3 separate regions of the Homo sapiens genome follow, and all the other regions are linked to region 2. Evidence: chromatin loops called from intact Hi-C (ENCODE). Cell type or tissue: endothelial cell of umbilical vein. All regions are shown on one strand. Region 1 has its middle 320 kb from the start of KCNH7. Region 2 overlaps GRB14 (growth factor receptor bound protein 14). Region 3 has its middle 330 kb from the start of KCNH7.

Region 1 (8,000 bases), 1.4 Mb after region 2:
ATCAATGAGGTTCTGTTTTTCAAGAAATGTAACAGGTTGTCATTTAATCAATTAATCCTAAGATCTGAACTGTTCATTTTCTGAGCCCTTTATTTTAGCTAACTTTTGTGGTTAAAAAATTTTTTTATTACCAAATAAACACTTTTGAAAAAAACAGGACTGGAAAATGTGTCACTGAGTACTATTATCAGAAGCTCCTTATTTGCTTCCTGTTAAGGTCATGGTGCTCTGAAAACTCTTTTTGTTGTTGTCATTCAAATTAACTAACCCTCTTTTTTTTCTTAAACCTTTGGTAATGGTATTTGTTATGCTATGTTACATCTTATATTTTTACAGATACAGGAAGTACAAAGACCACACATTCTGGAAAATATTTAATAGAAGTCAAGTTAAATAATTGTGTTCTTTTTAGTAAAGGCAGTTAATGAAATGAATAACCAATGACCACCTATTATTTATTCCTTACATACATCAACTTACATATTAGAAAAGGATCTTTTTCAAAGCACATGAAATATTTTTTAATAAGTAAGATATAAAGATGACTGCCTTTGAAACACTGCTAAAATATGTCAAAATAGTTAAAGAATTTATCAGATAAAAATAGACCATTGAATAGAACAGTAGTGAATAAAGACTAAAATTTAGTTGTGGAGTAAGGAACTGAGAGAGAAAAATATACAGTTATGTGCTGCATAATGACATTTTGGTCAATGATGAACTGCATATATGATGATTGTCCCATAAAATTATAATGGAGCTGAAAAAAATCCTATTACCTACCAAAACTATAGCCTTAGTAAAGTTGTAGTACAATGCATTACTCAATTGTTTGTGTTGATACTGAGGTAAACAAACCTACTGAGCTGACAGTCATTTAAGAGTATAGCAATACAATTATGTACAGTAGATAACACTGATAATAATAATAAACTTTGTTACTGGTTTATGCACTTACTATACTATACTTTTTATTGTTATTTTAGTGTGCACTCCTTCTATTTATATAACAATGGTTAATGGTAGAATAGCCTCATGCAGGTTCTTCAGGAAGTATTCTAGAAGAAGGCATTGTTATCATAAGAGATGAGAGCTCCATGCCTGTTATTTCCCCTGAGGACCTTCCAATGGGACAAGGTATGGGGGTGAAAGACAGTGACATTGATAATTCTACTCCTGTGTAGGCTAATATGTATGTTTTTGCCTTCAACTTTAAGAAGAAAAGTTTTAAAAAGTAAAAAATTTAAAGATTAAAAATTTTTAAATTAGAAAATATTGTTTTGTACAGCTAAACAATGGGTTTGTGTTTTAACCTAAGCATTCCTATAAGGGTTGAAATGTTTTTTAAAAAGATAAAAAATTTACAGACCAAAAAAGTTACAGTAAACTAAGTTTAACTTACTAAAGAAATAATTTTTAAAATAAATTTAGTGTAGCCTAATATAAATGTAGTGTTTATAAAGTCTATAGTAGTGTATACTAATATCCTGTTTCTTCACATTCACTCACCATGACTCACTGACTCATCCAGAGCAACTTCCAGTTCTTTCAGCTCCATTCATAATAAGTACCTTATATAGATATACCACTTTTTATCTTTTATGCAATATTTTCACTGTACTTTTTCTATGTTTAGTTACACAAATGCTGTTGTGTTAAATGGCCTAATCATTATAGTAACCTGCTTTACAGATTTGTAGCCTAGGTATAATAGGCTATATCACACAGCCTAGGTATGTGGTAGACTATAACATCTAGGTTTATATAAGAATACTTTTATGGTATTTGCATGATGATAAAATTGTATGCACTTCCAAGAATGTATTCACATCATTAAGCAATGCATGTTTGCAGTTGCTTCAGACATTTCTTCTGTTTCTTTCTCTTTTTCTTCTTTTTTTGGTATTCCCACTTTGTGCATGTTACGCCTTTTGTTGCCCCACAGTTTGGATATTTCTGTTCCGATTTTTTCATTCTTTTCTCTCTCTCTCTCTCTTTTTTTTTTTTTTTTTTTTCAGTTTTCGGAGTTCTGTTGATATATCCTCAAACCCAGAGATTCTTTTCTCAGTCATGGCCGGTCTACTAATGAACCCATCAAAAGCATTCTTCTTTCTGTTACAATGTTTTTGACCTCTTGCATTTCTTTTTATTCTTTCTTAGAGTTTTCATTCCTGTTTATATTACTCAACTGTTCTTGCAGGTTGTCTACTTATTCCATGAGATCCTTTAGCATATTAGTCACAGTTGTTTTATAACTATGGTCTGATAATTCCAACCTCTCTGCCATAGCTAGGTCTGATTCTGACGGTTGCTCTGCCTTGCTTCAAACTGTGGTTTTTGCCTTTGAGTATGCCTTGTAATTTTTTGTCAAAAGGTAGACAGGATGTATTGGGTAAAAGTAACCCTGGTGAACAGACCTTTAGTGATGTACTGGTAAGGTGTGCAGGGAGGGGAAGCATTTTTTGAGTCTGTCTTTTGGCAAGCCTGTGCCCCTTGGCCACGCATTTCACAAGCGCTCTTAGCTTGTTTTGGTAGCACAGGATTGCTACAGGGGGGCTGGAGTTGGATATTTCTCTTTCACCATGTTAGTTAGCCACAATGTTTGGGCTCTGATAAAATAGTTTCTCCTGAGGCCAGGCCTTATTAAGGAGAACTGAATGCTCTGAGGTGTTTCGAAGTGGTTGTTTTCCCCTTCTCCTTCTAGAAGCCCGAGAGGGTTTTGCTCTGATCTTCACAGTGAGACCTGGTAGAGTTAAAACTCATAAAAGTATGACCTCCCCCACTGTACTAGTCTGTTCTCACATAGCTATAAAGAACTACCTGAGACTGGGTAATTTATGAAGAAAAGAGGTTTAATTGGCTCACTTTTCCACAGGCTATACAGGAAGCATGGCTGCAGAGGCCTCAGGAAACACAATTATGGCAGAAGGCAAAGGAGAAGCAGGCTTGTCTTCACAGGGCCAGAGCAGAAGGAAGATGAGAGATGGGGGGAGGTGAGACACACTTTTAAACTATGAGATCTCATAATAGATAACTCACTCACTATCACAAGAATAGCACCAAATGGGAAATTAGCCCCCATGATCCAATCACTTCCCACCAGGCCCCACCTACAACTTTGGAGATTACCATTTGACATGAGATTTGGGCGGGGACACAGACCCAAACCATATCACCCACCTTCCCATGACCGGGTCCTTCTGGAGCACTTATCTCTCAGGCTCTCTACTTCAGGCTTCCAAAGCAACTTACCAATTACAGTTCAGGTTTTCCTACCCCAGTACTTGTTCTAGGGGAGGATTCTGCTTATGGCCATTAAGTTGTGATTTTCTCTTTGTACTTATCTTGCTAATTTTGGAGGGTAGTAGTTTGTTCTGTAATCAAACTTCTCTGATGGATCTAAAATGAGTTGTTGATTTCTTTAGTCTGTTCAGCTTTTTATATGTTAGGATGCAGTAATGACTTGTAAGCTCCTTATGCACCAGAACAGAACCTGGAAATTCTAAATCTATAAGCTTTATTTTTTTTTCTTACATCTGACTTTGTAATAGAATTTAACTAGTCTCTTGAAATTAGTTGGATATTCCATCATCCTTTTTTGCATCTTCTGTTTGCTGGAACAAGTTTATAAAGAGTGATAAGTAGTAAGTATGCGTTCCTTAAATGTTTGGTAAAAAGTACCTGCAAAATAGTCAGGGTCTGGGGTCTTACGCAATTTTTAAATATTGTTCCAGGTTATATTTCCATATAACTTAATTAAATTATTTGAGATTTTTTTGTTTTTTGTGTGCTCAGCCATCATAAATCATTTTTAGTACCATACAGACACACACACACAGACACACTCACACAAAACCTCTGGGGCTTTGCACTTGTTTTTTCTCTTTTTGGAGTACTCTTCTTTTCATATATTTTGCCAGCTAACTCTTACTATTCATTAATTTTCTTTGATACTTTGCCTGCAATCAATAGCTTCTACCAGATGGTAGTGGTCATATATTATAGAGAACCATGCCTTGCAGAAAGCCTTGACCTCAGTCAGATCAGATTTGTATGCTATATAGAATCCTTCTCTTTTCTCAAGGCTCTTATCACACAATATTGTCATTCCCTGTAGACTCATCAGTATGTTCCACTAGTTCATAATCTCCTTGAAGGCAAGAGTTGTATCACCTCTTGATTCCTAATAGATTGACATATTAAGTCCTTAAAGTATTTGTAAAATAAAACATTCTGTACAACTAACTAGGTTACGGTGTTAAAGGGCAAGTGGTTGTTTTCTCCATACCTTTGCTTGATATTGACATTTGTGAAATTTTAATTGTTCAGTGTACACTTTAAGCAGATAACCACTACCATCTGGTGGCAATTACATGAATTACAGTCAATAACCTCAGAGTATATTTCAAGCAGGTAGTTCTCACTTCGGGGAATGGGAAACCAGACCAGCGGAGAGGTGGGTGACAAATGTGTTTCTCAAGTACTTAAAAGGTCAAAGTTAGCTCACTATTTTCAAAACATTATGGGCATATTCAGTGATAACTCCATAATCACATATTTTATTTGCAAGCACATGGTTCAAATATTCTTTAAAGATATTTTATTAAATAGACATTTATTTTGTTGTATTTTTCAACTGTATTGACTTTTTATCATTATGAAATCTCTTTTTTAATCTCTAGTTATTCTCCTTAAGTTTTACTTTAATATTAATAGAGCTACACTACTTTCTTTCAATTATTTTTTACATGGTATATCTTTTTCTATCAATCATTTTACTTTGAACTGATCTGTATCCTTATATTTGTAGTTTGTGACTATCCCTCTACCTGCTTCACTGGCTCCGTCTTATGTGTCAGGCAGTCTTCTAGAAGTGGTCATACTTATCTTCTCTAAGGCCATTCAAGACTGTTACTTTGCAATGCCAATGGGCCTCCAGTAGATACCTCTTGTCTTCATCAATGGGTGACATCATGCTCTCCTAGTTTAATACTAAGCTGTGACACTCAAGGATGTATATACCTTGGGCAAATGGGATGCTCTTTTTGTTCTGCATGTGGACTCTTGCTTATCCTCCCTGCTTGTGGCCGTGTGGGAAAGGTAACAGCATGGTCAGCATTGAGAGACATCAAATTCTAGGAATGCAGTGACTATAATCTACTGTATCATGAGGACTATGTAGGTGGAAGATGTGTAGTTTATGCTATAAAATTCCAATAGGACACTTAACATGACTAGAAAATAATTGTTCATATTTTCCTGAATACTCTGGGAAATTGTCAGTAATGCTTAGCTATAATTTTTAGAGAGCCACTGAATACTAGCATTCATTTGCAGCATAATGAATGATGTACCATCATAAGTAGTAATGTGACCAGCATTAAGTCAATGGTATTAAGATTTTGCAGAGGCAAGATACTGTTTTAATACAAACAGATTCTAAAAAGCCACAACATTGTGGTTAATAACAATAATGTCCTCTATTTTCTGAAGGTGGAAAATATGAAATTAGCCTGTATGGTCATTTGACAACTCACACAAAATAATTCATGAACCTGAATAGAAGGAGATGGTGTTTGGATACCATAAAAAATAATTGTATGCACTAACTGGAAAATAAATAAATTGATAAGTGCCTAATTTCTGTCCACTATTAAAAACCATCTTTATGATAAGTCTCTATGCCTAATATAAACCCATGAGTATTATAAGGCATTTTAAAATCATGTTGCAGATATAGAAAGGACCCTGTATCAAATATTTGCCTGATGTCCTGCTGACCGTAGAGGTGGCCCTGTTTCTAGGCATCTCTAATTAGATAGCAGGGAATTGTTTAGAAGAAGGATTATAGAGGGGAAATATACCTAATTAATCAAGATATAATTAAATGGAATACATTGGAAATTGTCCTGAGAGTGAGAGCTGTGATGTATACACACACTGATGATCCATAAATTAAAGGGAAGTACAAATTAGAACTTTAGCAAAGGGATAGCTTGAACACAGACCTCTGGTTTCCAGATCTTTTGAGTTTTCTTTCTAGGGTGATGCAATATAACATTCCAGAAAAGGCAAAACTATGAGGATGAAAAATGATCCATAAATTATAGTGCCAATCTACCATATCCAAAAAAATACTCTGGATTAAAAGAAAACTGAAACAGAACAGAGATTTCAAAGTAGATGGTGACCAAAAGAAGATACAAATTTTATAAGCCTTCAATTAGTCTATCTACCTGACTACCTATCCATCTAAAATAACTAAACTTTTGAAATAAACTTTAAGAATTTTTTAGATATTCGAGTCAATATTAAAAAAATATATATTGATAGAAGCCTGAAATAAAAATTTTACATTGTCTCAACAAAACACAACATGGTTGGTTAATGTGAGTGTTGAAATTGATATAATTCATATTAGATAGTATTAAAATGATAAAAAGGAATCAGATCTCTTTTTTGTTAATGTGGAGGAAACAGAGGATATGTTTTAAAATAAGAAAAGCACCCTGTTTTATGGCTGAAACCATGGAGGGTGTCAAAGAGAAGGAGGAGGTTCCTGCTGTGCCAGAAACCCTTAAGAAAAAGCAATGGGATTTCGTAGAGCTGAAGATCAAGCACCTGAGAAAGAATTTTGCCCAAAAGATGCTTCAAAAGGCAAGGAGGAAGCTTATTTGTGAAAAAAGAGAAGCACTATTACAAGGAATATAGACAGATGTACAGCACAGAAATTCGATAGGTAGGATGGCAAGAAAAGGTGGCAACTTCTCGGCCGGGCACAGTGGCTCACACCTGTAATCCCAGCACTTTGGGAGGCCGAGGCGGGCGGATCACGAGGTCAGGAGATCGAGACCATCCTGGCAAACACGGTGAAAGCCCGTCTCTACTAAAAATACAAAAAATTAGCCGGGCGTGGTGGCAGGCGCCTCTAGTCCCAAATACTCGGGAGGCTGAGGCAGGAGAATGGCGTGAACCTGGGAGGCGGAGCTTGCAGTGAGCCGAGATCGCGCCACTGCACTCCAGCCTGGGCAACAGAGCGAGACTCCGTCTAAAAAAAAAAAAAAAAAAAAAGGTGGCAACTTCTATGTACCTGCATGCAGAACCCAAAACGATGTTTGTCATCAGGATCGGAGGTATCAGTGATGTGAGCCCAAAGATCCGAAAGGTGTTGCAGCTTCTTCACCTTCATCAAATCTTCAGTGGAACCTTTATGAAGCTCAACAAGGCTTCGTTTAACATTCTGAGGATTGTAGGACCATATATTACATGGGGGTACCCAAATCTGAAGTCAGTAAATGAACTTATCTACAAGGATGGTTATTGCAAAATCAATAAGAAGCAAATTGCTTTGACAGGTAACACTGATTGCTCGATCTCTTGGCATCATCTTCATGGAGGATCTGATTCATGAGATCTATACTGTTGGAAAATGCTTTAAGAAGCAGACAACTTCCTGTGGCCCTTCAAATTATCCTCTCCATGAGGTGGAATGAAAAAAAAAAAAAAGACAGCTTATTTAGTAGAAAGTGATGATCCTGGCAACAGGGAGGAACAGATCAACAGGCTTATCAGAAGAATGAACTAAGGTGTCTACCACGATTATTTTTCTAATCTGGTGAGTTAATAAAACAGTACCTGCTCTCAGATTGAAAAAAAAAAAAGCAAGTGAGAAAAAAATGATCCATTTTTGTTAAAACAAACAAACAAACCAAAATTCTGTATATGTATATACACTTATACGATTTTGTGTGGGCATAGGCTAAGAGAAAATACAAAGGCTACTAACATTGGTTTAATTATGTTTGTATGGAAAGAGGAAAGTAATTAGGGAGAGCTAATAAATTGGTTATATTTCTTTGCATTATTTCTCTCATTACAGTGGTTGTGTAATATTGAATTAACATTTCAATGAGAAAAGTGTTAATTAACAAATGGGTATTTATTACTGTAGAACAGCATTCTAAATCATTTGTTGGCATCTGCAAGGTACTGTGTTAGAG
Region 2 (8,000 bases):
TTGCTTGGCTGTAGACAGGTGCATGTTCAGTTCTACTAGGTATTGCCAAATTGCTCTCCAAAGTGGTTGTGCCCACCAGCACTATATGCGTCTCCATTTCCACACTTTCTCATCAACAGCTGGTATTTTCAGAATTTAAAGTTTTTGCCAATGTGGTGAGTGTAATGAGATTTAATTACTGTGTTCATTTGCATTACCTTGATTATTTGTAAGGTTGAGCATCTTTTTATTTGCTTCTGTCCATTCTTACTTCTTCTTTGTGAATTACCTGTATTATTCTGTTGCATTGTTTGCATTTTTTAAAATGACTTGTAAGAATCCTTTATATGGTATTGATAGCTATCTTTTTGCAACTGTAAACATTGCAATTATCTTTTCTCAGTAATTGTGACTTGCTTTAACTTTGTTTATAGTGTTTCTTATGATACAGAATATTTTTGTTTTAATTTAGTTAAATCTAGTTTTGTACTTTTGTGTGTCTTATTTAAGAATTTTTCCCTCTCTGTCCTGAATATTTTTTCGTCGAGTTAATATATATATATTTTTTTTTTGAGGTGGTGTCTCACTCTGTCACCCAGGTTAGATTGCAGTGGCTCGACCTTGGCTCACTGCAACCTCTGCCTCCAGGTTCAAGTGACTCTCCTGCCTCAGACTCCAGAGTAGCTGGGATTACAGGTGCCCACCACCACACCCAGCTAATTTTTGTATTTTTAGCAGAGACGGGGTTTCACTATGTTGGCCAGGCTGGTCTCGAACTCCTGACCTCAGGTGATCCTCCTGCCTCAGCCTCCTAAAGTGCTAGGATTACTGGTGTGAGCCACCGCACCCGGCCTCATGTAGTCATTTTTATGTTTTACTTTACACACTTGGGTTTTTGACATAGCACAATTTATTTTTTTAGGATAGGAATTTGATTTTTTATCCAATGACCATCCATTCATACTAGCACCACTTATTAATCATCTTTTCTTTTCCCAAAGCTTTTTAACATTTTTTCATCATGTATTAAGTTCCCCTTTTCATAGGTGGAAGCAATAATGCTAAATGGCTAATCAAATTATCTTACTCCTAAAACCATTCCATGAATACCCCTCACTCTTCAGATACTGATTTAAATGGGACCCTGAGGTACTATACAGCTGGACCACCTCTCTAATCATGCCTCTAATCCTTTCCATCTCATACTCTGTGCTTTGACCACACTTAATTTTTTTTTAGTTTTGTACAATGTCTTTCTTTTTCTTACCTGACTTTGGTCTTTACATGAGATAGATGTTCAATCTTCCTGCATATCTCTTTTCCTTAATCTTTAAATAGCTAGCTTCAAATAACATATCTTTGAAGACTCAGCTGCAAGAGTCTTCTCTTCCCATAATAGATATATGTTAGGTGCCCTGCTTAGGGATAATCTACCAGGTCAATTACATTACATTATTAGTGTTCCACAATCCAGGAATCTCTGGGGGCAATAGGGATCAGTTGGCTTGGATTCTGGATTCTAGCCTTGTGCCGGGCACATACTAAGTCTTCTGTATATACTTGCTGAATGAACTGAAGTTTCAGATAACACTCTCACCTAGAGTAGGATTCATTTTTAAAATCTTTGTTAGATGATCATCTGTATAATCTCCTCTTGAGCATTTTCAATGATAGTGAGCTCATTAGCTTATAATCAATAAAATCCTTTTATAATGCTTTCTTATGAAGTACGTGTAAACCAAGTTTGTCTGTAATTGTAAGGAAAAAAATAATTGCACATTTTTTTCAGGATATTGTCTCCATCCCTATGTAAATCTCAATTTTGACCTATTATTCCAGCATGTCAAGATATTATTGAATTTTGGTAATTTCAGTAATCATCTCTCTCATCATTTCCTTATATGTTCATAGGTATAGAAGATGTTAGTGTCTTCATTCAAGAGTTAAAAGAAAGACTGTATTACTTGATTAAAATTACAGAGATAGGAAGTGGCAGAGGCAAGGTTTGCAGACTCCTAATCTCCCTTCCCCTCCCCTCCCTTCCCTTCCCTTCCCTTCTCTTCCCTTCTCTTCCCTTCCCTCCTTTCCTTTTTTTTTTTTTAAATTTAAAAATACATTTGGAGACACACAAAAAGTGTTTTGTTTTATAAATAGGCCAGGCCTATACTATGGATAATATTGCAGAGTAGAATTCCAAAGGTGGGCGTCTCTGATACATTACTCTTACATGGTATAACCAGTGTGCCTGAAGGGAGCAGAACCGGTTTTAGATTTATATAAAGTTTCCTTTCACTGAATGTTACCTTGGACTTGATTAGTTTATTTCTAGATATGTAAAATTATAATAATTAAACAAAATTTAAATATAAAAATATTTTTTACTTCTTTGGGAAAAACAGTTCTTCAAAACTGTTAAGATTGTATCCTGAATTGTGAAGGTCTGCAGTTGTAAAGTAGTGTGATTTATTTTCTCTTTCACTGGCTTATAAGGGTGCATATATCGTACCTTTATATTAATGATGACACAGTTTCTAAGATAATTTCAAATATGTTATTTTTATTCTTTTAATATCTGAATGTAATAAATGGAATCCTTAGTTTTGTCCTAGTTTTGCAGATGGAAAAACACAGGGTCAAAGATCAAGGGTTAAATATACAGATTATGCCTGAGAGAGCCAGGACTTGAACCCAGATTTTCAGATTTCAATCCCAGCCCTGCCTATCTAACACAAAATTCACAGGTAGAATTCTATTTAGAAACTACGTTCAAAATACCTTCTCTGTGCTTTCAGTATTGTAGATGTTTATATAGTGAAAACAATAAAAAGAGTTGTCCTTTACACCACCCATGAAACCAACCTTAATATGTTCTGATCTCCCTCTACCTCCATAGTGTTTTTCTTATGGTATCGGTATACTGCCTTTATGAAATATCAAAAATCCTTTGTATTATTGTTTCAGAAAATGTCAGAAATCATTGTCGTTATTATTATTATTATTATTTTCAATTTATAAGATTTTGAATGACTTTCAGAAACTGCTAGGGAAATTGGATCATTCTAAGATCAGGATGTATTCTTACTGAAAGAGTTTAGCTGTACTCTGGGGTGTTAAAATTAACTTTCATTGACAGATCCTTGTCTGGGATTTAACTGAGATTTAAGTCAGTAAAAATTCTGCCCTGTGGCCTAGAGAACAATTGGACAAAGTAGATGAAGTGGAGAGGAATGTATTTTCTCAACCTTTTTTTTTTCCATTGGAAAGAACCCAGGTCACTTGCAGAGACGGTAGAGATTTGGCAATGGACTGGTCCTGCTGTTGTGTGGTCACTATTAGCAAGCCAAATACTCATCATTATAATAAATGTGGGGCTATAAATATCAGTGCAGAGAATACTGGGTCTTAAAAGCATGGAATCAAAAATGATTTAAGTATTTAGAGATTGAATTAAATTCCATTTAAAAAAAGAAATTAATAAATCTTTATTTTACTTGTCAATATAATTATCCTTCCATCTTAGAAAAGTTGTTTTACATGTAATGCTTTAGGATGGCAATTCTCAAACCCCAGTGGGCATATCACATGCTTAGAGTATTTGATACAAGTGCAGATCCCTGGGTCTCATCCTTGGACACTCTATTTCCATAGGCTGAAACATTAAAACCTTTAACAAGTACCTGCCGGGAGATTCTTATAATTCTGGGGCAGCTTGACTCTATACCACTTTTGAAGAAACCCTGATATAATCTGATTGAATCAGGGTTTGAAATAATGACATTTCTCCTACAGAAGGAGTGGTCAATCAATACAGGAGGAGCTATTACTCATACATCCACATGCTTTATATATGTGAAGTTCTATAATTTTTTAAAGGATAACCATTGTCTACATCTGTTTGCTTCATCTCAAAGGTATTAGAAATTGCTTGAATTTTAAATTGCATTGCTTTTAAAATTAAAGTATATTTATTGTTTAACAAACAACCTCTATGGCAACGGGAATTGCCCTTTCTCTATGACTCCTAAAGTGGTTGCTGAAGTAGATCACACAGGGGGGCGCTGTTTAAATATGTTTTGTCTGTGGATAGTTCCAAATCCATACAGCAGAGGGTGCATGCTTTAAATGACACAAGGAACCTGTGACCTGATTGTTTTAGTTTGAATTATTCTAGGTTGCATTATCAATTTAATTTAGACTATTAAAGAAATATGACTTGCTGAAACTTATTTAAGTAAGGATCATGTGAAGTTTTTATAAGTTAATAATTTAGACATGTATTCAAATTATTCTGGTTTCTTCGTGTTTTCGCATTACATTATAAACAGTGGCTCTAAGTAGCATCTCTTCTATGTTGGGTCTTTTCTTTTTTAGTCATAAGAATTAAGATTCTGATATGCAAAAGTGCTAGTTGATTATAAATCTACAACAGACAGATATCTTCTACAGATGATTTGTTGTGTAATATTTTATAGTGTTTTGCCTGAGAATTGAAGATATATGTCATTCACATCATAATATGCTATTTTTCCTCCTTCCTTCCAGACTTAGTGCATATGCAAATACTTTCTTTAAAACTTGTTCTTTTTAGGTAGCATTTTCCCATATATGCTTCTATCAATTCTCTATTAGTTACAGTAGAATAAATAAACTTGAGCTTGGTTAATCAGAAAAGCACTGCCTACTTTGTCATTCTTTTTGTCAAACTGTGAAGTTTTCTGAAGGTAGCGACTGTTCCTTATTCTTTTTTATCTCTTCAGTTTCTGCTATGAAACATTGGATAGAGTAATGAGTGTCACTGCTGGTGTCAGTTCCTAGATATAGTCTGTGGTGGATTAAAGATGGTTGTAAATTCTTTACTACATTTCTCATTGAGAGAGGAAATCTATGTCCTATCCTCTTGGAAGGCTCTGATTATTTTACCCATACGATACTTTGGCAGTGATAGTGTGACCATTTCTGGTCCAAGGCTTTGATTGGCTTTGATTCCATTTCCTGTTTCTTAGAATACTCTCTTTGGGAACCCTGAGCTACCTTATCTGAGCCCTCTCTGACTATATCGAGGCACCGTGCTGGAGAAGCCATGTGTAGATTCAGCTGCTCCCATCTTTTCAGCCATCTCTGCCAAGGTTTTAGACACGATGGTAAAGCAAGGTTGGATGGTCTAGACTAGCTCCTACACCAGCTGCGTGCCTTTTAGGGAAAGTGACCTTCACTGACACCATGTAGAACAGAAGAATTGCCTAGATAAACCCTTCTCTCCAATTCCACAAAGTCATGAGATGTAACGTAAGCGTTATTGTTTTAAGACACTGTTTTGGAGCAGTTTGTTAGTGTGATAATAAGAGATCCATAACACAGGCTAAGTTCTGGAGAGAAAAGTAGATGGTGGCAACTGGAAGGAAACTTGGAGAACATCTTATTTAACCACATCCATTTATAGGGAAAAACTGTTTTCCAGAGAGATGAAGTGGCATGCTCAAGGTCATCTAGATGGCTATGGTCACTGTTAGGACTCTTATCTGACTTTGTTGCCCTTGCCTTTAGAACATCCTGTAAGATCGTTGAATTTTTTACTTTAAAACTAGTAAGCGAAGACCAATAAATATAGCCTAGAGACACCTGAAGACCTCCTACCATGCCAGAAAGAACTTTGCAGTCTCAAAAATACCAGGTTCCAGGAATACCCTGCCCAACAATTTTGTCCTATGTAAACGATTATAAAAAGTTACATTCCAGTGTAATTGTACATTTAATTTAACATTCAAATATAGTAAAAGATACTAGAAAAATAATCATGTGCACAGATGTATGCTATCATATGTAAACAATCACAACATTTAGGCAATTTGTATGCCAAAAATTCTGTGGTAAATTTGGGAGCTTGGAATGCATTTTCCCATAGAAACAATGCTATTCAAAATTCAATTTAATACCTAACATACCTAAAGTATAGTACTTGAAGTTATCACCATAATTATCAGATTTCTTTGAGGAAATGCTTTCTGAATGCCAACTTGTTATCTACGGACCCATCAGTCCAACCCTTCCCTTTATTTGGCTTTGGCAGAAGGACTTCCTGTTTGTTGAGCAATGGAGGATAGCACCGTATATCTTGCTCTCAGGACCAGCTTGCAGAAGATGTCTTCTTAGGCTTCAGGATGAAGGGAGAGAAGGTTCTAGGGTCTCAATGCAGTGAGAGAATGTCCTCTGCTTGGTGAAGAAACAGCATGGTTCAGGACTTCTTGTTGGTTAAATTTCTTAGTTCAAGTCAGCTCTTGGTGATTCCCCTCCGCTCCCTATTTTAAGTATCCTAGGGACTGGTTTACTTGCTTTCCTTTCTATCTGCCCAACAGCTTCCTCTTTCCAAGGTATCAATTTTGAAACTCATTAGAGAACAGGATGAAGTATTTCCATTTTTCCCTATGTTCCTGTTTCTAAAACTAAGAAAGTGTTTTTATTTTTTGCTTCTCTTTCCTTGTCTCCTCCCACTTCTCCTCCTCCTTCTTCCTCTCTCTCACTCCTTTCTTCCTTCTGTCTCCCTCTCCTCCTCCTCCTGTCCTTGCATCCCTCCCTCCATTCTTTTTCTCCCTGCCTTTCTTCTTCTCTACCCATTGTCTTATTTTTCTTAAAATCAACCCAGCTTCTTTAATGGTTCGAGAATTGTTAGCTAGTATAGTTAATTAAATTCCTCAGTTTATTTTTAGATTTAGGGAAAGTGAGTGGCATTGCTCTGTATCTTTGTTGCTTGTATAAATAAGACAAATTGTAAGTGTTCCTACTAGATTATAGGCATTTGAAAGGAGGGGCTACATCTAATTTTTCTTTATAATCCCTATCACATAATTTTGAAATGCTTAGCAGTATTTATTGTGCAAATTAAATATTATAGCTACAGCTTCTTTTTATTAATATATATCTGCACTATGAAAGAGGGTGAAATGCACTGAAAATTATTTTGACATCCTGTAAATCCTTGCACATTGCCTGTGTTTCTAGTTTGTATATTGTATATGGTAAGTGTATGTGAGGTTATAAAGTCAAATTTTGCTGTTGATTTTCTCTTTTAGCTTTATTTTTCACTTTTACTGATCGTGTTTCACTGAATTCACTTTCACTGATATTCATGATGCTGAGGAATTTTCTTCTTGGGATACAACCAAACAGTGGAACTGTGTAATGTTATGGATTGATGTGGTCAATTAACTAGTCATAAATAGGATATCTGACATTTAATCCTTCCGTTCCTTAGAGTTAGATTAAATAAATGAAGGTTTTGTAGATTATTTCAAGGATTAAAGACTAGATCTAGGAATCATTTTTTTTTTAAAGCTGGTTTTTTGATGACAAATGAACTATAGTTCTTTACTCAAACAGAATCATTTGCACAGTGAGTGACGGTTCCAGCTTTCCCCAAGGATAAGACAAAAATTGTGGTGAAAAAGTTCAAGGTAATGTTTGAGTTTATTGTTTGCTTGAGCCTGATTTGAAGTGTAAAAATAAGATGCTAACAAGTCCCAAGTTGAAGAACATATTATTCCACAAAATGTTTTCTTTGTGTATTTATCAGTATTTTACTGTAGCCATTCTAAACTATTTGCTATTTTTATCTTCTTAGACCAAATGTACTTTAAGTAATTCCTCAAGTCATCAAGAGGGAAAACACAGCTATGAGAGAATCCTACATAGTAATTTTAAAATAAGATTAGAATAACATGTAAGGAAACTTTTTAAAAAGGACTTTGGTTTTTAGTCCTTTCTCTCTCTGTCCTTTATTTTTGAGAAAGCTGGCATCTTAATGACTTGAGGGATAATTACTTGTTTCTCATGTTAGGGTTCAGGATTGCTCTGATTTTCCTTGGTGCACAAATATTTTAGGAACAATATTTCAAAAGACAAAACAACCCTTACTGCTTTATTGATGCTTGGTTCATTTCTGTTACGTATTTAAAAAGTAGCTGGTTATGTTACTTCTATCACTGTATGGTCACTTGTGTTTGGGAAAGACTTATTTGTGATTGTAT
Region 3 (8,000 bases), 1.4 Mb after region 2:
CCCATAGCAATGAATTTGCAGAGTCCACAAATGTTGGAAATAAACAAATAGTTACTCTTGGAGGCCAGATTTTAACTTATTTGTTTTAAATTATTATGCCCAAAGAAGTTCTGAAAATATTTTAACTTAGAACAAATGTGAAAAATAATTTTTAATATCTAAGTTTGAGAAAATTTTCACCAAACAGAAATCAAATTTGTATTGGTGTTTTTGAATATTTGCTGCATCAGCTTAGAGAACACAGGCATCTGTCTACAGCAAATGCAGTCTTCTCTGAAAGTTCTCAGGAAAAACAATCAAGAACACAATAGAAAGGAGAACAGATGTACAGTCCTTCAAGCCTCTGGTTGGCTTAGCTTGGTTTCAGGTCCTGGGAAATGGAGAGAATGTTGATTTGCCTGGTTGATATAGATCAAAGGGACAAGCAGAGTTCCTTACCCAGTTGCTCATGCCCGAGTAAACACTTCTGGTTCCTTGGAGCAGAAGCAAGCAGACAACAAATAGATCAGTTGTCTCCTAGAAACTGTAGAGTTAGAATTTTTACCTTGTTTTTGAGAAAACTTGAGAACAAAGCAAGTTTTGCAGCATGCAGGAAAAGAATACAGACTTAGAAATAGACAGTTGTGGATATTTCTCTAAGGGTCCCCTTTCAGTGCGTGGGCAGTTAACATTCTAAGGAGCTTCTGTTCTTTGTGTAGCACCTGCTTTCCTATTGCCTTCTAAAAACTATGTCCACACATATGAGACTAAAACTTTCCACTCTTGGGTGTCTCCTATGTGGACTGGAGGTGAGATTTGGTGTTCCTATGTTTCCTGCCCAGCCACCTCCCCGAGTACCGCTCCCACATACACCCCTCACCACTCATCTACTGTTTTCACCTTCGTAACTGTCTCCAGTATCTCAGTCACCATGAACTCTTGCCATAAGGGAACTGTTGGGGCAGCTGGTGGGGACAAACTGTACCGCCTAACTCTTCTATCCTTTGCTCCTCAGGGACACTTCAATTAGAAAAGGTATGCTCTATGTGCCTAAAACTGCTCCTATGGAGACAACTCTAGAAATGTTTGAAACATATGCAAATATGTCACTCCTCTCCCTCTCTGAAGCCAACCCTCATTTTCTTCCAGCTTTGGTGTCTGCACAGTCCCACACGAGCCAAGCCCGGCTTGCAGGGTCAAGCTGTCTTTTCATAGTGGGAAAAAGCTGATGAAAATCCTTCACACAGAGGTGTTAAGAGCTTAATGATGAACACTCCCGTGAGTATCTTCATTTTGAAAGAGACTGCCTGGAGAGGTTATTGATTTACACAGAGAAATAGATTTCTAATCCTGGAATTTCATCAGGAGAAGGGAAGAAATTCACTTGGGTGAGGAACAAAATCATTTTTTTGGAATAACTTCAGAAATTAAGCAGAAGCAGACATCTAATTTATCCTCTGGTAAGGTGTCCCCAATTATGGCAGTGCCTTTGACTCATAAGAAGTTATAACCTTTGATAGAGAATATGAAGGAGAAGAGAAAGGAACCAGTGGAGAAGGAAAACTAGAGATATATACTAAGTACCGCTTTACAGCAGAATAATGGGAATAAAATTCTACAATGCCTACCCCTGTAAGGAAATGCATTTCTAGGCAATATTTGGATTAGTTTGGCATAGTTCTTTAAAAGTGGAGTTTGGCAACTGAACTATATTAAAATTAATATGTCTTAGCACAACATAAAAATAAAAAAAAACACTAAGCTGCAGCATTAATATAATCAACTATGGCATCCATCCTTCTCTTCAGTGTACGTCTATGGATTGTGAAATTTTAAGAAATCTCATCTATCATGGACTATGACTCAAACAAAACAAAACAAAACCCAGAACAAACTAGGACAAGATTAGATCACTGTCATTGCATATCAAAATGTCTTGAAAAACTAGCCACCTCATATCCAGATGAACAACTACAGGATGAATAAACAAGCAATAAAATGATGATACTTATTTCAGATAATGATAGTAATGGTCACACAGCACTATTCTAAGTCCTTACATTATCAGGACAATTCTATGAGGTACATGCTAATAGCATTTTAGAGATAAGGAAAAGGAGGCACAGAAAATTGATGGAGTTACCCAGGGCTCTATAATTAGCAAGAGGCAGAGCCAGTACAAGGAAACATTTAGTGTATTCTGAGGCTATGTATATTAGCATTTCAATGGAAGTTTGTCCTCAACATTTGCTGGGCTTTTGAATCCGTCTTTAATCCATTCCTTGTTTCAGTGCTGTGGTAGTTCCTGATGACACAGCCCAAACAGTGACATACCCTCACAATATTGGCAAATCCTGCAAAATAATACTTCAGAGGGACAAAGGACCAGTTGATTTTGGTATTTAAACTAATGGAAGATGATTGCTTAAACAAATAAATAAATTGCTATTTTTTAACATTAAACAATGGTAACCACACTACTCAAAATTCTTGGTTTTGAAGTTTGGAAGACACGCTGGAGATAAACTTATTCTTCATCTAAGTAAACAATTTTTCAAAAAGTAGCTTTAAGTGGCAGGAACCATTGTGTCATTTAGTGATTTTTGGTATAGTTAAACTTAATCCAGGTTACTGAGATGGCTGATTTTAAATGGGCAATTTTGCCACTTTTTGTTGTTGTTAACTTTCATCCTTTTGATGAACTGTAACTTTTACCTGGACATTCCAGAATCATCATTTTTCTTCAGTGAGAATAAACACTGGACCCTTAGGTAGCTGTTCCCTCTTTCCTGTATCCCTTCCCATCTTTATTGTTATCCTTCACCGAAGAAGGAAAGCCTAAGCTTGTTGTTTAGGGATAAGTAATTATTTTCTTTTCTTTATTTTGTTTTTCTTGAGTGTTTCATTTCCAGGACCAAAAAAAAAAAAAAAATTACGGGTTAAGATGCTTAGTTACTAAATGTTTGACTTCTTTTCCTACAGTCAACTCCATAGTTCTAGAATTATTTATTGATTTTACTCATTATATTTAGTATAAAATTGCTTATAGATAAGATATATACATAGACTTATATTGACATAATTGTATGAACGTATGTGTATCTGTGTATGTGTCTGTGTGTGTATGTATATATTTACCCCTTCTCCTGGCACCTATCCTAGGCCTAGTGCTACCTGTGATGCATTAAAGAGCCTAGATTTTGAAGTCAAAGTTAGCTCCAATTCCTAGTGGATGGGTACCTTGATACAAGTTATTTGTCCTCTTGACATTCTTGTTTCTTCTTATGAATATTAATAATAATAGTAATTATTTTTCATAGCTGTTTTAAGGATAACATATTTGTGTGATTGTGTAAGGAGTCTAGCACCATGCTTGGCATGTAAGTGATTAATAAATGTTACTTTTATTATATTTGCCTGGCCTATAGTAGGTGGTTAAAAATATTTTACTAGTGTTATTATTATCTATATCTTACTAGTCCCCATGTGTCTCACTACTATAGCAATATTGCTTTATAACTACCAACAAACAACTCCATTTTTTAAATAGACAATATGTAATATACTTGTGAGGATTATGCAAGATGATCCATATATAGCTGTTGCATAAGGTCCTCAATAAGTATGTATATTGTTATGGCTTTGGTTGTCAACATAATTGTTGTACAAAGCTTGCTCTGAACATTTTTTCCCTAGCTGCTCTAGCTTCTTAATTAGGCTTCGATCTTCATTTCTAAGAAAAATATAAAACCACTTATGATGTAGAAATCTGCCTATATTTTCATTTGTGGCTTTGGCCAGGTCATTTATCATCCATAAGGCTCAGTTTCTCAATCCTGGAATGAAGTTTCTAAATGAGGTCTTGAAAGTACTTTTCATCAATTTCATGCAGAAGTCATTTTCTTGAATCTGCTGTGTGAGTGAAAGCCATCAGACAACCACCATTGGCCACAAAAGCATGTGATCAGTGCTTTCATTTAAAACTCTAAAGGGAAATAATCCAATATGTAAACTTGTAAGATAGGCACATAATACTTGAAAGTCAAATACTAAATATTCCTACTTTAAATACAGTTCTTTTTTTTTGAGACGGAGTCTTGCTGTTTCCCAGGCTGGAGTGCAGTGGCGCAATCTCGGCTCACTGCAAGCTCCGCCTCCCGGGTTCACGCCATTCTCCTGCCTCAGCCTCCCGAGTAGCTGGGACTACAGGCACCCGCCACCATTTAAATACAGTTTTTAAACTACTATATTTTACCTATTTCTTAATTTGGCCTCCTGGTACAAAATCAAGATAAAGGACAGTGCATATATTACTTAGAGAGTGAGAATCTCAGTGTAAGTCATTTGTTTTGTTAATGTCATTGCAAATTTTTACAGTGTCAGCCTAGACCTTATTATGTGAAACCACAGAGAATCACGGACATAATCTGATCAGCCTTAATGCAATATAGTTTTGTCAAAAAATCTATTTGTCGAGTAAAAGGCATTGCGTTAGTTCTTTTAATATATGGTGTATAGTGACACCTATAGGAGACTGTGTGTAATGAATGGCATTCATTTAAAATAGGGATTCTATGGGTGTGGTAAGCTTTTAGTGTGAGGAAAGTGCATTCAATGGAAACAGGAAAATATAAATTCAGCATTAACACTTAAAGTGTGTAAGCTCTCCCTTAAGAATTAAAGATGCCTGGAATATATTCCATAATAGAAATAGCTTCAAATGACTGGGAAAATTGATGGAGAAGAGAACAATTTCCATGGTAACAATATAATGGGAATTTCTTTTTTTTAAGGAAGAGTAAAGTAAAAAACAGAAATATAAAGTGAGTGCCACAAAGGAGACTACACCTGGCAGCAAGTGATAGGGTAGAAATAGCTCTTTTTTTCAAATATCTGAGTAAAACACTATTTAATTCTCTGTATCAGTAACAATCATAAAACAATTGTGGTTATAATTATAGTTACATCTTGTGCTATGCCATATCAATTATATTTCCCAACTAACATCATTGTGTCACAGACATGCCTGAAAAGCTGAGGCCACATAGCATGGAGAGAAGAGCTGTGGACTGGTTGTGAGAGGTGTGATTGCAAATCCCAGGGCTGCTAAACTATGGTCTACCGACCATAGTTATTTTATCCACAGAATGAGAAGGGATGACAAGGTAATTTCAAAAGCCAAATCCAGTTCTAAATTTTCCAACTATAAATTTAAATTAGTGATGACTTTTTCTTTTTTAATGATTCCATGATTAGTGGTTAACTTGATGTGCAACCTTTTACAAAGCACTTAACCTCTCTGTGCAATGGTTTTCTAACTTTTAATTGCAGTGCGTGGACTAGATGATCTCTAAATTGTCACCTCTAAAATATTATTATTCTAAAATACTGTACATCATATTCCTAACACTAGTTTGATCCCTGAGTGAGTTAAAATTCTACCTTTGGGTGGTATTACGAGAATCAGTGAAATCCCAAGCATATGAGTAAAAGGGCTACTTATATCTAATATGGATTTATCTCTAAACATATTTGTATGAGCTGCAAGAGTATATTTGGGTTCTTTAAAATCTATACACCCACAGTACCTCTACTGTTGTTTGGTTTGTTATTGAGGACAGCAACAGAAAATGTGTGTCTCCCCAGGGGTCATCTCCCCAACCTCACTCCATGGCATTCAACATACGAAGTGATCTAAATTTTTGAGTTCAACTCCCTGTTTCCTCCAAAAGCCTTTGTAGCTTAAGCTGAGCCTCATTAAGGGACTGCCTAAGGTTTTAAAACATAATTAAATAAGTATTTCCTATACTTGTTCTGGAAAGAGACTTTTTAGTATAGCAAATCTATATTCAAACTTCATTATACACATTCAGAAGAAAGCTACAGGTTACTAGGATTTCTTCATATTCAACAAAAGAGAAGCTTTTTCCTGATGTTTTGTCTTGAAGCCAAGCTTACAATCCTCTTAGTAGTAAAGTAAAGACCAGTTTTATTGGGTACATACCATATGCCAAGAATGATGTTAAAACTTCAGGTGCGGAATTTCATTTAATCTTTATAATCCACTGAAAGATTTATAATCTTTTCATAAATGAAGAGAATACAACCTTAAAAGTTTAACTTATTAAGTTTAAAACTGAATTAAAGTATATTGAACTCAGACTTGGTCTGTCTCTCGGTGTGTGTGTGTGTGTGTGTGTGTGTATACAGCACACACATATGTACATACACAGGTCTAGTTTAATTGGTTCCTATCATCATTATTAAAGGTTCATCTTTCTTATCTACTTGTATTATGAGCTCATAGTCAATGGCATATTTAGAATCTGAATATTAGAAGAGTGTAGTTAAGTTTAGAGCTAACAAATAGTTTTATTTTCTATTGCTCCCATGTTATTTCAAAGCAAATTCTTAGCATCACAGCATTTCATCCGTGCAGATTTCAGAATATGTGACTAAAATATAAGGAATTTTGTATAATGCTATAACAATACATTTATCACATGTACTCCAAAAACAATAATTTCAGTGAAATATTCAATCAATGTTTTTTGAAATACAATTGAAAGTTAGAAATTATTTTGAACTAAATTAAATTTAAAATATTATATATCAAAACTTTTGGGGAACAGCTAAAATAGCCCTGAGATAAAATCAATTCAATTCAACATATCATCAGAGAAAAGAAGAAATATAGGATCATCTCTACAGATGCAGAGAAAATTAATAAAATTTGACACCCGTTTATAATAAAAATTCTTTGCAAGTGAGGAATGCAAAAGAACTTTCTTAATCTGATAAAGAATGCCTTTTAAAAGCTACATCTTTAAAAAATATTATAATTAAAATAATATAATTAAATTAATATAATTATAATTATATAATTAATGATAAATTTATTGAAAGATTTTCCATAGAGATCAAGAACAAGAGAAGGATGCACGCTATCACTGCCTGCAGAAAACATTGTACTAAAATCCCAGCAACTAAAGAAATCAAGAAAAAAAAGAAAGAGAAAAAGAAACAAAAAAGAAGTCAAGGACAAAAAGACATTAGTTCACAAAGCATGAAATTAGTTTTGCAGATGGCATCTTTGTGTATGCAGAACATCCAGACTCTTTGGCAGGGTAGTATATGTAGCAAAGTAACTATATATAAGGTAAATATACAAAAATTAATTGCATTTCTAAATGCTAGCAATAAGCATATGGGAAGTGAAAATTTGTCAATAATATAAAAAAGTGAAACAAGGAAAAATTCAGTTAAAGTATGCAAGACATCGAACCTACACATATTAACAAGATAAATTAAAGAAGTTCTATATAGATGGAGAGATATCTGATGCTCACGGATTGGAACTCTATCAACTCTCATATATCAACTCTCATATATCAACTATTTCCAACTTGTTCCATGGATAAAAGCCATTTCCAATAAAAAATACAGAATTGTGTGTGTGTGTGTGTGTGTGTGTGTAAAACTGACAGGTTGCTTCTACATTTCTACAAAAACTCAAAGGCAATTAAAAAACGACCATATTGTATCAGATATTAAGATAAGCCCTTTTTACAAAGCAATGATAATTAAAATACTGGGAAATTGATGCAAAGATAGATAAACGCTGAATAGAACAAAAAGAAGTGCAAAACACATTTGTTTATTTATGATTTTAAGAAAATGACTTTGCAGAGAACTGGGGAAAAAGTGGTCTTTTCAATAAAACTGTGCTGGGAAATGGAATATCCACAGAAGGAAGAAAAAGGAATTTTGCTGTCTACCTTAAAATGTACACACACACCCACACACACACACACATATTCCAGGTGGATCATAAATCTAATTGTGAAGGGTGAAAAATATAATATTGTTTGAAAGAAACAGGATTACATACAACATTACATACAGTAATGCTTAAATATGTCCACTAATAGACAAATAATGTTTGTAGCAGTCCTATAGGTAGTAGCCCAAAAAATGAAGAAATCTAGTTGTCTATCCATGGTAAAGTGTGCAAATATTTT

What was found. A loop is a pair of places that touch in the nucleus more often than their neighbours do. Peaks named below come from ENCODE experiments on the same cell type or tissue, not always from the same donor. Only the 100,000 strongest peaks of a DNase experiment are listed, where the experiment ranks them.
Region 1: a loop joins it to region 2, with 7 times the contacts of the local background. A loop is called at or near these places in 7 of 110 quality-filtered maps.
Region 3: a loop joins it to region 2, with 10 times the contacts of the local background. A loop is called at or near these places in 9 of 110 quality-filtered maps.

Annotation. Positions count from the first base shown.
Region 1 is chr2:163,151,836-163,159,835 of GRCh38, reverse strand. It overlaps the pseudogene RPL7P61. Among named protein-coding and RNA genes, the nearest start is that of KCNH7, 320 kb to the right of the region's middle. In endothelial cell of umbilical vein, a CTCF peak has its summit at 4,363 (motif pointing left); DNase peaks (open chromatin) are centred at 1,105, 1,535 and 4,315; H3K27ac peaks cover 630 bases.
Region 2 is chr2:164,596,214-164,604,213 of GRCh38, reverse strand. All of the region lies in intron 2 of GRB14 (growth factor receptor bound protein 14), which reads left to right. Among named protein-coding and RNA genes, the nearest start is that of GRB14, 21 kb to the left of the region's middle. In endothelial cell of umbilical vein, a CTCF peak has its summit at 4,023; a DNase peak (open chromatin) is centred at 4,063; H3K27ac peaks cover 286 bases.
Region 3 is chr2:163,166,190-163,174,189 of GRCh38, reverse strand. No RefSeq gene overlaps it. Among named protein-coding and RNA genes, the nearest start is that of KCNH7, 330 kb to the right of the region's middle. In endothelial cell of umbilical vein, a CTCF peak has its summit at 4,504; no DNase peak of the experiment used is centred here.